Linked DNA regions of Homo sapiens: region 2 is linked to region 1. A link is an interaction called in ENCODE POLR2A ChIA-PET data of the cell type or tissue named here. Cell type or tissue: B cell. All regions are shown on one strand. Region 1 overlaps INPP5D (inositol polyphosphate-5-phosphatase D). Region 2 overlaps ATG16L1 (autophagy related 16 like 1).

The links. Peaks named below come from ENCODE experiments on the same cell type or tissue, not always from the same donor. Only the 100,000 strongest peaks of a DNase experiment are listed, where the experiment ranks them.
Region 2: POLR2A ChIA-PET joins it to region 1 with 7 read pairs; 7 of 35 experiments call an interaction of 5 or more read pairs at or near these places.

The regions. Positions count from the first base shown.
Region 1 is chr2:233,084,209-233,089,208 of GRCh38, forward strand. The region is part of intron 2 of INPP5D (inositol polyphosphate-5-phosphatase D); the gene reads left to right. Among named protein-coding and RNA genes, the nearest start is that of INPP5D, 26 kb to the left of the region's middle. RefSeq lists a silencer at 331-625 and enhancers at 616-665, 4,583-5,000. In B cell, no CTCF peak of the experiment used is centred here; DNase peaks (open chromatin) are centred at 353, 2,403 and 2,903; H3K4me3 peaks cover 2,656 bases; H3K27ac peaks cover 4,933 bases.
Region 2 is chr2:233,284,942-233,289,941 of GRCh38, forward strand. ATG16L1 (autophagy related 16 like 1) reads left to right here. Exons shown (of 18, transcript NM_030803.7): 13 at 4,913-5,000. It also overlaps SCARNA6. Among named protein-coding and RNA genes, the nearest start is that of SAG, 20 kb to the right of the region's middle. RefSeq lists an enhancer at 3,743-4,244. In B cell, no CTCF peak of the experiment used is centred here; no DNase peak of the experiment used is centred here.

The DNA of each region.
Region 1 (5,000 bases):
ATGCCCAGCTAAATTTTGTATTTTTCTGTAGAGATAGGGTTTCACTATGTTGCCCAGGCTGGTCTCAAACGCCTGGGCTCAAGTGATCCACCCGCCTCAGCCTCCCAAAGTGTTGGGATTACAGGCGTGAGCCACCATGCCCAGCCACACTCCCAGGTTTTCATGCAAGTTTAGATGAAGAGTTAGAAAATATCTATCTCATAGACCCTTTCATTATTCTTTCCCGATTTGGAAGAAAAAATCCAGTGGTCTGAGCCATTCCGGTGAGTTCTAAAGAAGAGACACTTGTGACTCAAGTCCCTGGTCCCTGACGGTGGCTGTCACGTATCTCCGGGCGACATGGCTTTTGGAGAGGGAAAACAAAACAACTTTCTAAAAGCTGTTCCGTCACAAGCATCCGGGAGGTGAACGGTTGAGCCATTGTTATTAAGCTCAGGAAGCGAGTGGCAGCTGTTATTGTTCTGAGTGGTCACTGAGTGAAGTAAAGATTCCGTCTGAGCCGCCGGGCAAAGGATGTGGCTCTAACACACTTCCTGAAGTTGCACAACAAGGGGCACAGAAAAGGTTCAGGGCATAGAAGCCTAGCACGGCCAGGGCTGCCCTGTGTGGGCTCCACAGCCATGCCAAGGACAATGGGCCCCAAGGGGGTCCGTGCTGGTGGAGGGGTTCCTTTATGCTCTGACACTCACCTTCTAGAAGCCTGCATTTTGAATTGGTTTTTCTGTCTACTGCAGAATATGGACAGATCTATTTTCCAAGCCTCTGAATATCTCAAAACATCTTTAGTTGTCTACACATTCAAGAGTAATTTGATAGATATAAAATTCTTGGAACCAACTGTTCGCTCAAAATCCTGTAAAAGGTACAGCACTACCTTCAAGAATGTAGTGTTACAGGCTGGGTGCAGTGGCTCACTCCTGTAATCCCAGCACTTTGGGAGGCTGAGGCAGGTGGATCACCTGAGGTCAGGAGTTTGGGACTAGCCTGGGCAACATGGTGAAACCCCGTCTCTACTAAAAATGCAAAACTTAGTCGGGTGTGGTGGTGCATGCCCGTAGTCACAGCTACTCCGGAGGCTGAGGTGGGAGGATCGCTTGAACCTGAGAGGCAGAGGCTGCAGCGAGCTGAGGTCTCACCACTGCACTCCAGCTGGGTGACAGAGCAAGACTGTCTCAAAGAAAAAAAAAAAAAAGAATGTAGCGTTATGAATAGTTCCGAGTACAAAATCCAAGGCCAAACTTGTGCTGGTTCCTATAGAGGCGACCCATTTTTTTCTTTTTTTCTACTTTGAAGCCGGTGGGAATTCTTTTCCAGTGTTGTCATTTTCCTTTCATTGATAGTACCTGCAATGTGTTCGGCTTGTTCACTTTGCAAACTCTGTTCTTTGACACAAAAGACCTTTCTTCTGTTAGGTCTTTGAGTAAGTTTTTATTCCAGCTCTTCTGGCATCTTTCTTCTAATCCCCTGAGAAAGCCAAGCCTCCCCCCGTTTTCTAGCCCCCTGGGGTACACATGCCTTTGTGACTGAGCAGCCCCTCCCTCTTGTGTGGCTGCAAGATCCCTAATCCCTTCCCCAGTCTGTCAGAGAATTCTGGAAAGAGTATCCATGCCATTTGTCATCTCTACCTCCAAATGACTGTCTTTATTTTCTCCCCATCCCCACTAGCCATTTTGTCCTTGTTTCTCCATGTTCCAGAGCCTTCTGGTTCACCTTGCCCCAGATCATGGGCCTGTTTCCTGTCTTTGTTACCCAAAGCGGTCTAGAACTAACATCAACATGCACCATGTAGCCGATAAGTTTAGACTGGGGAATGGGATGCAAGTGTAACCAATGAGATGTGAAGAGAAGGGCTTTGTGGGCTTCTAGTAAAGGTCTGTTTGTCTTAAAAACAGACATAGGGATAAGATAGCCTCTTTCTTTCTTTCTTTCTTTCTTTCTTTCTTTCTTTCTTTCTTTCTTTCTTTCTTTCTTTCTTTCTTTCCTTTTTGAGACAGAGTTTCGCTCTTGTTGCCCAGGGTGGAGGGCAATGGCATGATCTCGGCTCACCACAACCTCCGCCTCCTGGGTTCAAGTGATTCTCCTGCCTCAGCCTCCCAAGTAGCTGGGATTACAGGCACCTGCCACCATGCCGGGCTAATTTTTGTATTTTTAGAAGAGATGGGACTTCACTATGTTGGTCAGGCTGGTCTCGAACTCCTGACCTCAGGTAATCTGCTCGCCTTGGCCTCCCAAAGTGCTGGGATTACAGGTGTGAGCCACCGCACCCAGCCAAGATAGCCTCTTTCCTACCTTTGGAAGCTGCCATAGGATGTGATAGCTGGGTCTCTGCTGCTGCCTTGTAACCATGAGGAGAGGTAGCTGGCGAGTGAGGCCAACACACGGAAAGGAGAAGTGAACCTGGGTCCTGGATGATGCCCTTGAATTTGCTGAACAGAATGAAGCAACCTGGGATCTGCCCTCCTCTAGATTTTCTGTTTTGTGAGTTAATTAATTTCTTTTTGCTCAAGTTAGTTGAGTTAGGGTTTTCTAACAGCTAAAAGTGTCCTAACTTACAAAGGTTTAAACTATCCCAGGGGAATTTCAAAGCAGAAAAGTGAAAATTTCAAATTGAATATCGAGTTTCACTGCACCAAATGCCCATGAGCCACGGTCTGACAACACAGTCTCTGGGTCTTCCTTCTCCTTAGCCTGTGTCGTGTTTCTGGGACCTGCTCCAGCCCTGTCCCAGACATTCCTAATGACTTATGTTCCTGTCAGACATCCTTGGGCTCAACATCTCTTTCTCTAACCCTGACCAGAAAAAGCACAAAAATCAATCAGTATTTTAACAATGTCTGTGCACTGGGGAGGCATGATTTCTTGCTTATTGCAGGATGGTTTCGCTTCTCATCTTGACTTTGCCCTTCGAGATCAGCTTCCGGGTCTAATTGTGTCTGTCAGATTTGCAAGAGGCCACTTCGGGTTTGCCAAATAGAAGAAAGTCTTTCTGAGAGGCCTCACTTGATCACCCCAGAAAAATAGTCACCCCACCCTTCACCTGTTGCTCTTTAACCCCTTACCCTCCTTTCTTTTCTTTGTGGCACTTGTGACTACCTGATTTTATATTATATTTATTTATTTATTTATTTTTTTGAGACGGAGTCTCACTCTGTCACCAGGCTGGAGTGCAGTGGCACAATCTCGGCTCAGCTCACTGCAACCCCTGCCTCCCGGGTTGAAGTGATTCTCCTGCCTCAGCCTCCCGAGTAGCTGGGACTACAGGCACATGCCACCACACCCAGCTAATTTTTGTGTTTTTAGTAGAGACAGGGTTTCACCATGTTGCCCAGGATGGTCTCGACCTCTTGACCTTGTGATCTGCCCGCCTCAGCCTCCCAAAGTGCTGGGATTACAGGTGTGAGCCACCATGCCCAGCCCTGAGGTATTTGAAAATATACATTTTTATATTGACTTATTTATCATCTATACTAGAACTATTCCTAGCATGTAGTGAGTGCTTGATAAATACTTATTGAATGAATTAACTCTTCTGCCACCATTAAGAAGATAGAAAGTGCTACAGGTTTCACTTAAAATTATGATTTATCTCACCCTTGCTGTAGTCATCAATCTTAAATTTGTCCTCCACAGGATCCGCCGTTATCTATTGACTTGCTTTTCATGCCTTGGTCAACTTCCTCTGCATTCGAGACGGGTTCTCTTTTCTGGACTCAGTTCTGCTGTAGCTCCCTCCAAAGTGGATCCTCATTTCAGCATTGAATTGAGCTCCTCATTTTTTTTTTCTTGAGACAGTGTCTCGCTCTAGCCCCCATGCTGGAGTGCAATGGCAAGATCTCGGCTCACTGCAAACTCTGCCTCCTGGATTCAAGCGATTCTCCTGCCTCAGCCTTCCAAGTAGCTGGGATTACAGCCATGCACCACCACCCCCGACTAATTTTTTGTATTTTTAGTAGAGACGGAGTTTCATCATGTTGGCCAGGCTGGTCTCAAACTTCTGACCTTGTGATCTGCCCGCCTCAGCCTCCCAAAGTGCTGGGATTACAGGCATGAGCCACCAGCCCCGCCAAGGTTCTCATTTTGTTGCAAGCCTGCCTTGCCTGGCTGATCTTCATGTTTCACTGGCCCTGTTGTCTGTTCATCTTTCTCCTCTTCCTGGGATTTTCACTCCTGGGTCATAAAGGCCTTGCCTTTTGACGTCCACGTGAGGCTGCCGATGCTTCCCGAGATGTCCCGAGACAAGTTCCAGCAGCCACATTTCCAGAGAAGGCTCTTCCTCGGGTCTTCAGGGTGGTGTAATGTCCTAGTTCCCTCGGGGAAGCAGTTTCTTCTCTCAAGCTTCTGTTTCCTCCTCAGAAACAGTGGGAGGCCAGCAGTACTTCTCTCCTGTGGAGATTTTGAGGACTAAAAGAGATGGTTTATGTAAACATGCAGCTCATGTCTGACACGTGACTCCATGGATGACTGTTTTAAAATGGCGAGGACGCACAGAGGCCAGTCAGCTCGCTGACACCAACATGGGGTCACCGGGCAGAGGCCCCGGCCCATGACTGGCCAAGAGCTGGGGACACCAGGCACAGGGGAAGGAGAAAGGGCTGAGACTTTGGGACACAAAAAACTCAGGTGTCCTGGGATTGACAGCAAGGCCATCCAAAGGGGCCTTGGAGAGGAGGACAAGTGCCTGGAAATCCTGACTGCCCGATCGGGGCCCAGGCGCGAGGGTCATGGAGGACAGAGGCACCAAGTAGGGACCCTAGACCCTGTCTGCCTTGGGATCCTCTGAGAACTGAGAACTGTAACAGCATTACAGCCGTATGTCCCGACTATATTCCTTAAGGGTCAGGGGTTGTCCTGTGCCTGCTCACTGGGCATACGTCACTGCTGCTTTGGATAACTGAGGAAGACAGAGGCGGGGTGAGGGCGAGGGTGGATGCCTGGGGTCCCAACCAGGTGACAAGAGAGAGCCTTGAGGACACGGGAGGGACCAGCGGGAGGCCCCACAA
Region 2 (5,000 bases), 200 kb after region 1:
CGAACATGCAAAATAACGAGCCCTGACGATGACAAGGACATGTTGTGAGAGCTGAGGAGCCTATGTTCTTGTCTTAATGACGGACTAGGGAAGTGCACTGCTAGAGAGCCTGCCATGGGGCACACCAATTCAGATGCTTGAATAGGGTCATTTGAAGCCCTGTAGTTCTGTACTGTACACATGGAAAAGATGGCCTAGCCGGTACTCATGGCTACGTTCTAATCCATCCTGTGGTATACTGTGATTTATCTATCCATTGATCTTTTATTCTAGACTGAGATACAGTAAAACTGACCAATTATTGAAGAGGGGCCTACAGCCTTTTTTTTATGATAGTCCCTTAGAGGAGAAGAGGAAGAAGTTGAGTCAACCAGTAGTGCAGGATATTTTTTAATTGGTAATAGAGGAGTCCTATACAGGTGGGCATCAGCCTTTGGGTCAGAAATAACAAGAAGGGGACCTAGAGCAGGGAGCTAGACTGACAGATGAAGGTCATAACATTGAGCTGGCACACAGGTCTCACTGGGGAAATGTTCTCAGTATGCTGGAGCAGGGCGCAGGCTGCTGGGCTGCTGCTTCTGATGATGCCGTGCTGGGGCAGGAGCCTCCTGTGCTGGACTAGTTGGCTTTTGAGTTTCTGGCCTGCTCATAACCTTGTCCTGTTACTTGGTAAATGTGTGAAGATTGGGAGGCCTGTTTCAGCAGATTCCCTGCACCCAGAGAAGTCTCCCGAAAACCTTACCAGGTTCCAGAAAGTAAAATAGGCTCCTTATTCTAGGGAGTGCTGGCTTTTTTTTAGACCCCAGTTAACAGATGGTACTGGAGGACAGGAATCCATTCATCTATGTTGTGAAACTCACAGACATCCATGCCCTGTTCGGTGTCTCCTTTGCTCTTACGACAAGGGAATGGTGTTGGGAGAGACTGGCAAACAAGAAGCAGCTGGTTGAGTGCTTGCTTTAACATCCTTTTTGTAAATGCACCCTAGAAACAACCTGGCATTGAAAGGAGTCCTCTGTGATGCCTCCGTTAAAAATCTAAAGTCAGTACAAAACTGCCTGGCTGCTTGGTAAGATTTGACTTGAGAAACTTGCTTGAGAACCCCCCTGCCCACTTCTCTCGTGGTGTGGTGAAGTGGCCACAGTGAGGATTGGCTATGGCTGCTAGGTGATGGTTTCTGTTTGGAATGTTCCTCTTTGAGTTCTGCATTCTTCTGGAATCGGCTGTCTTTGGTTGGTGTTATGTTAGCTGCATGATTAAGTTGTTACCTGAATGAGCAATTTTGTGTTTAGAAATAGGGGTCGGCACTCGTTATCTGCCATGAGGCACAGAGATAGTCTGTGCAGAGCCCAGTGGAGCAGAGAAATCTTGAAGCCTCCCCACTTTGAGGCCCCGGCCTTGATGACATCTAAACCCGCTGCCCCGCTATTGTTAATCCCTGTTTAAAAGTAGAAGATGAAACCTAAAAGTGTTGTTAATCATAAAAATGAATTTCAGAAACACCTAACAGATAGAAGAATTTTAAATCTGATCCATTTCAAAGGACTCTATAAATGATAGAGGTGAATGAATGCCTGTAGGAGGCCCAGCTCTATACCATTGGAAGCACCGAGACAGTGAGTCAGCCTCAGGCAGCTCCAGCTTATTCTCACTGAGAATAAGGTGAGCAGAAGCCCAAACTTTTTTTTTTTTTTTTTTTTTTGAGACAGTGTCTCGCTCAGTCACCCAGGCTGGAGTGCAGTGGCGTGATCTCTGCTCGCTGCAAGCTCTGCCTCCTGGGTTCACACCATTCTCCTGCCTCAGCCTCCCGAGTAGCTGGGACTACAGGCGCCCGCCACCACGTCCAGCTAAGTTTTTGTATTTTTAGTAGAGACGAGATTTCACCGTGTTAGCCAGGATGGTCTCGATCTCCTGACCTTGTGATCCGCTCACCTCGGCCTCCCAAAGTGCTGGGATTACAGGCATGAGCCACCGCGCCTGGCCAAGCCCAAACATTGTAAAGAGCAAGGTGACAATACGTACGAGGAGCCAAGAAACAAAACGTCCCTTTCCCTTATTCCATTAGTTCAGCAGTTTCATTCCTGGAAATAAGTCAAGAGAAGAAAGCTGTGTGCTCATAGATGTTCACTGCAACAGCATCTGTGACAGACTCTTAAAGAAAGGGAGGTGCAACAAGGAAGAGATTTGATCCCATTCATCTTGCTGAGTCCGTACTAAGATAGCACAAGGATGTTTCCTGTTCACAGATGTTACAGAGACCCAGGGTGTTCAAATCAGTGGAACCCCAAAGCCCATGAATTTTCAGCTATCACATGAAAAAATGCTTACGCTATAAGCTTAAAAGAGTAATGGATAAATTTTTAGGAAGAGTATAATTGTGTAAAGATTAACATGTTCCTGTGAAGTATGTAAAAATGAATATACAGATGGTCCCCAATGTAGGGTATTTTCATCTTACAATGTGTTTGTCAAGACTGGCCCCATCATAAGTTGAGGATCATCTGTACTTGCCATATCCCACTTATGAACAATGTCTTTTTCTACCCTGTGTTTGTGAAATGTGATTTTACTCTTAACATTAAGAAAGAAACAGATAGTGAATATAAATACAAATTTGAAATTTTGATAAAATAGTTATTCAGAATTTAATGTAAGGCCGGGCACAGTGGTTCATGCCTGTAATCTTAGCACTTTGGGAAGCCGAGGCAGGCGGATCACTTGAAGTCAGGAATTCAAGACTAGCCTGGCCAACATGGTAAAACCCCGTCTCTACTAAAAATACAAAAATTAGCTGGATGTGGTGGCACACGCCTATAGTCCCAGCTACTCAGGAGGCTGAGGCAGGAGAATCACTTAAACCTGGGAGGCGGAGGTTGCAGTGAGCTGAGATCACGCCACTGCACTCCAGCTTGGGTGACAAGAGTGAAACTCTGTCTCAAAAAAGAAAAAAAGATAGAATTTAAGAAGTAGCCTACCCAAGTTTTGTCTCTGCCCATGATTTGTGCAGAGTGGATGTTTTATATTGAATGGAATCATTATTCATGGACTGTATCTAGTGTAGGCTTTGTTACTGGAGCTTTCTTGATCTTACGGAAGGATCAGTGGGAGGTTTTCACACAACCGCAGCACAGCCGGCACCCGACTGGCAGCAGTTGTAAGATGCTGTCCCAGTTTCAGAGGTTTGAATGTGGGATAAGGCAGTCTGAGAACTCATACAAGCTTCCCTCATTGAAGCTGAGAGGGGAGTATATGTGGTCCGAAGTTTTCGCTTCTGTGCTAAAGTGGAGTTAACCCCACTGAAAATAGAGGAAGGATTGGTTTCAAAAATGTTAACACAAAAAAAATCTAACCCTGAACCATGAGGTCTCATCTTTGGGAACTAAGGTTTGGAGTGCAGTGGCATGATCTGGGCTCCTTGCAGCCTCGACCTTCTGGGCTCAAGCAGTCCTCTCACCTCAGCCTCCCCTGTAACAGCTGAGACTATAAGTACCCACCACACCCAGCTAATTCGAATTTTTTTGTAGAGATGAGGGTCTCACTAATTTCCCCAGGCTGGTCTCAAACTCCTGGGCTCAAGCAATCCTCCCACCTTGGCTTCCCAAAGTGCTAGGATTACCAGTGTGAGCCACTTTGCCAACCCTTGCATTTTCTAATTAGAAAGAAAACATCAGTGAATACCTTCTGAACCTCTGGTGTTTTACACATAGAAAAATGTTGATCATGCACTGCATAGAGGTCAATGATGAATGGTAAAAGGTCTGAGTCCTCAGATCCCCTCCCGGCATCCCAGTTATCCCCAGCTGCCTCTCCTCCATCGCACTTCAGAAGTGCTGCGATGGGCAGAAGGGCAGCTGACACTCCGTGATGTCCCTCATTCTGTGTTCCTCCGTGAGCTCAGGGAAGACACTGGTTGGCATCCAACAGCTTAGTCACAAAGGGATTTGATTGTTGGGAGTGCTGGTATCTGTGGCTATGATCTGCCTTGTTCAAGCTGAGACCTCTGATTGAAAATCCCCCAGGGGTTTTAATTGTTTACATAAGGAGTCCTGATGTTTCCTTTTGTAAATTATGCCTGTGGTGACCTTGTCTAGTCTGACTTTAAATATGGAACTGACTTTCAGCAGCATGGCGCAACATCGAGGCTTTAAAAATTCTTTAATTTGATATAATTCAGACATAGAAAAATTACAAAAACAGTACAGCAGGTATCTGTGGTAGAGCTGATTTCAAATTCAAGATTGAGGATGGGGAGCACGTGAAGCTTGGTGCTAGTGATGTTGAATTTTTGTTTTTAATGTTATTTTTAGTGGGAGTTTTATCCTTTTGGTCTTGATACCTCACCTTTGGCCAACACTCAAAGATAGGCTTCCTATGAGATACATGGCCCCTGGATAAGACTCAGTGAATGAAATTGTTGCTTCTTGTCCTGTTTGGGATGTGTGTGTGTGTGTGTGTGTGTGTGTGTGTGACAGGATCTTGCTATCACTCAGGTGGAGTACAATGGCACTATCATAGTTCACTGCAACCTCAACCTCCCAGGCTCAAGCAATCCTCTTGCCTCAGCTTCCCAAGTAGCTGGGACCCCAGGCGCATGCCACCACTCCCTGCAAATTTTTAAAAAAATTTTTTTGTAGAGATGGGGGTTTCACTGTGTTGCCCAAGCTGTTCTTGAACTCCTGGGCTCAAGCAGTCCTCACACCTTGGCCTCCCAGTGTGCTGGGATTGCAGGCGTGAGTCACTGTGCCTGACCTGTTTCTTTTTCCTTTGCTGTCTTATCGCTTTGAGTGTTCCTGGCCGGATCTCAGGGTGGTCTGACACTCTGACTCTGGAGGTAAGGATGCTGTGGATACTTTGCCAGCATAGGCAGGGCCTGGCGCCCTGAGGCTCACCCTGGCTGTGTTCTCTCTCCTAGCACACACTCACGGGACACAGTGGGAAAGTGCTGTCTGCTAAGTTCCTGCTGGACAATGCGCGGATTGTCTCAGGAAGTCACGACCGGA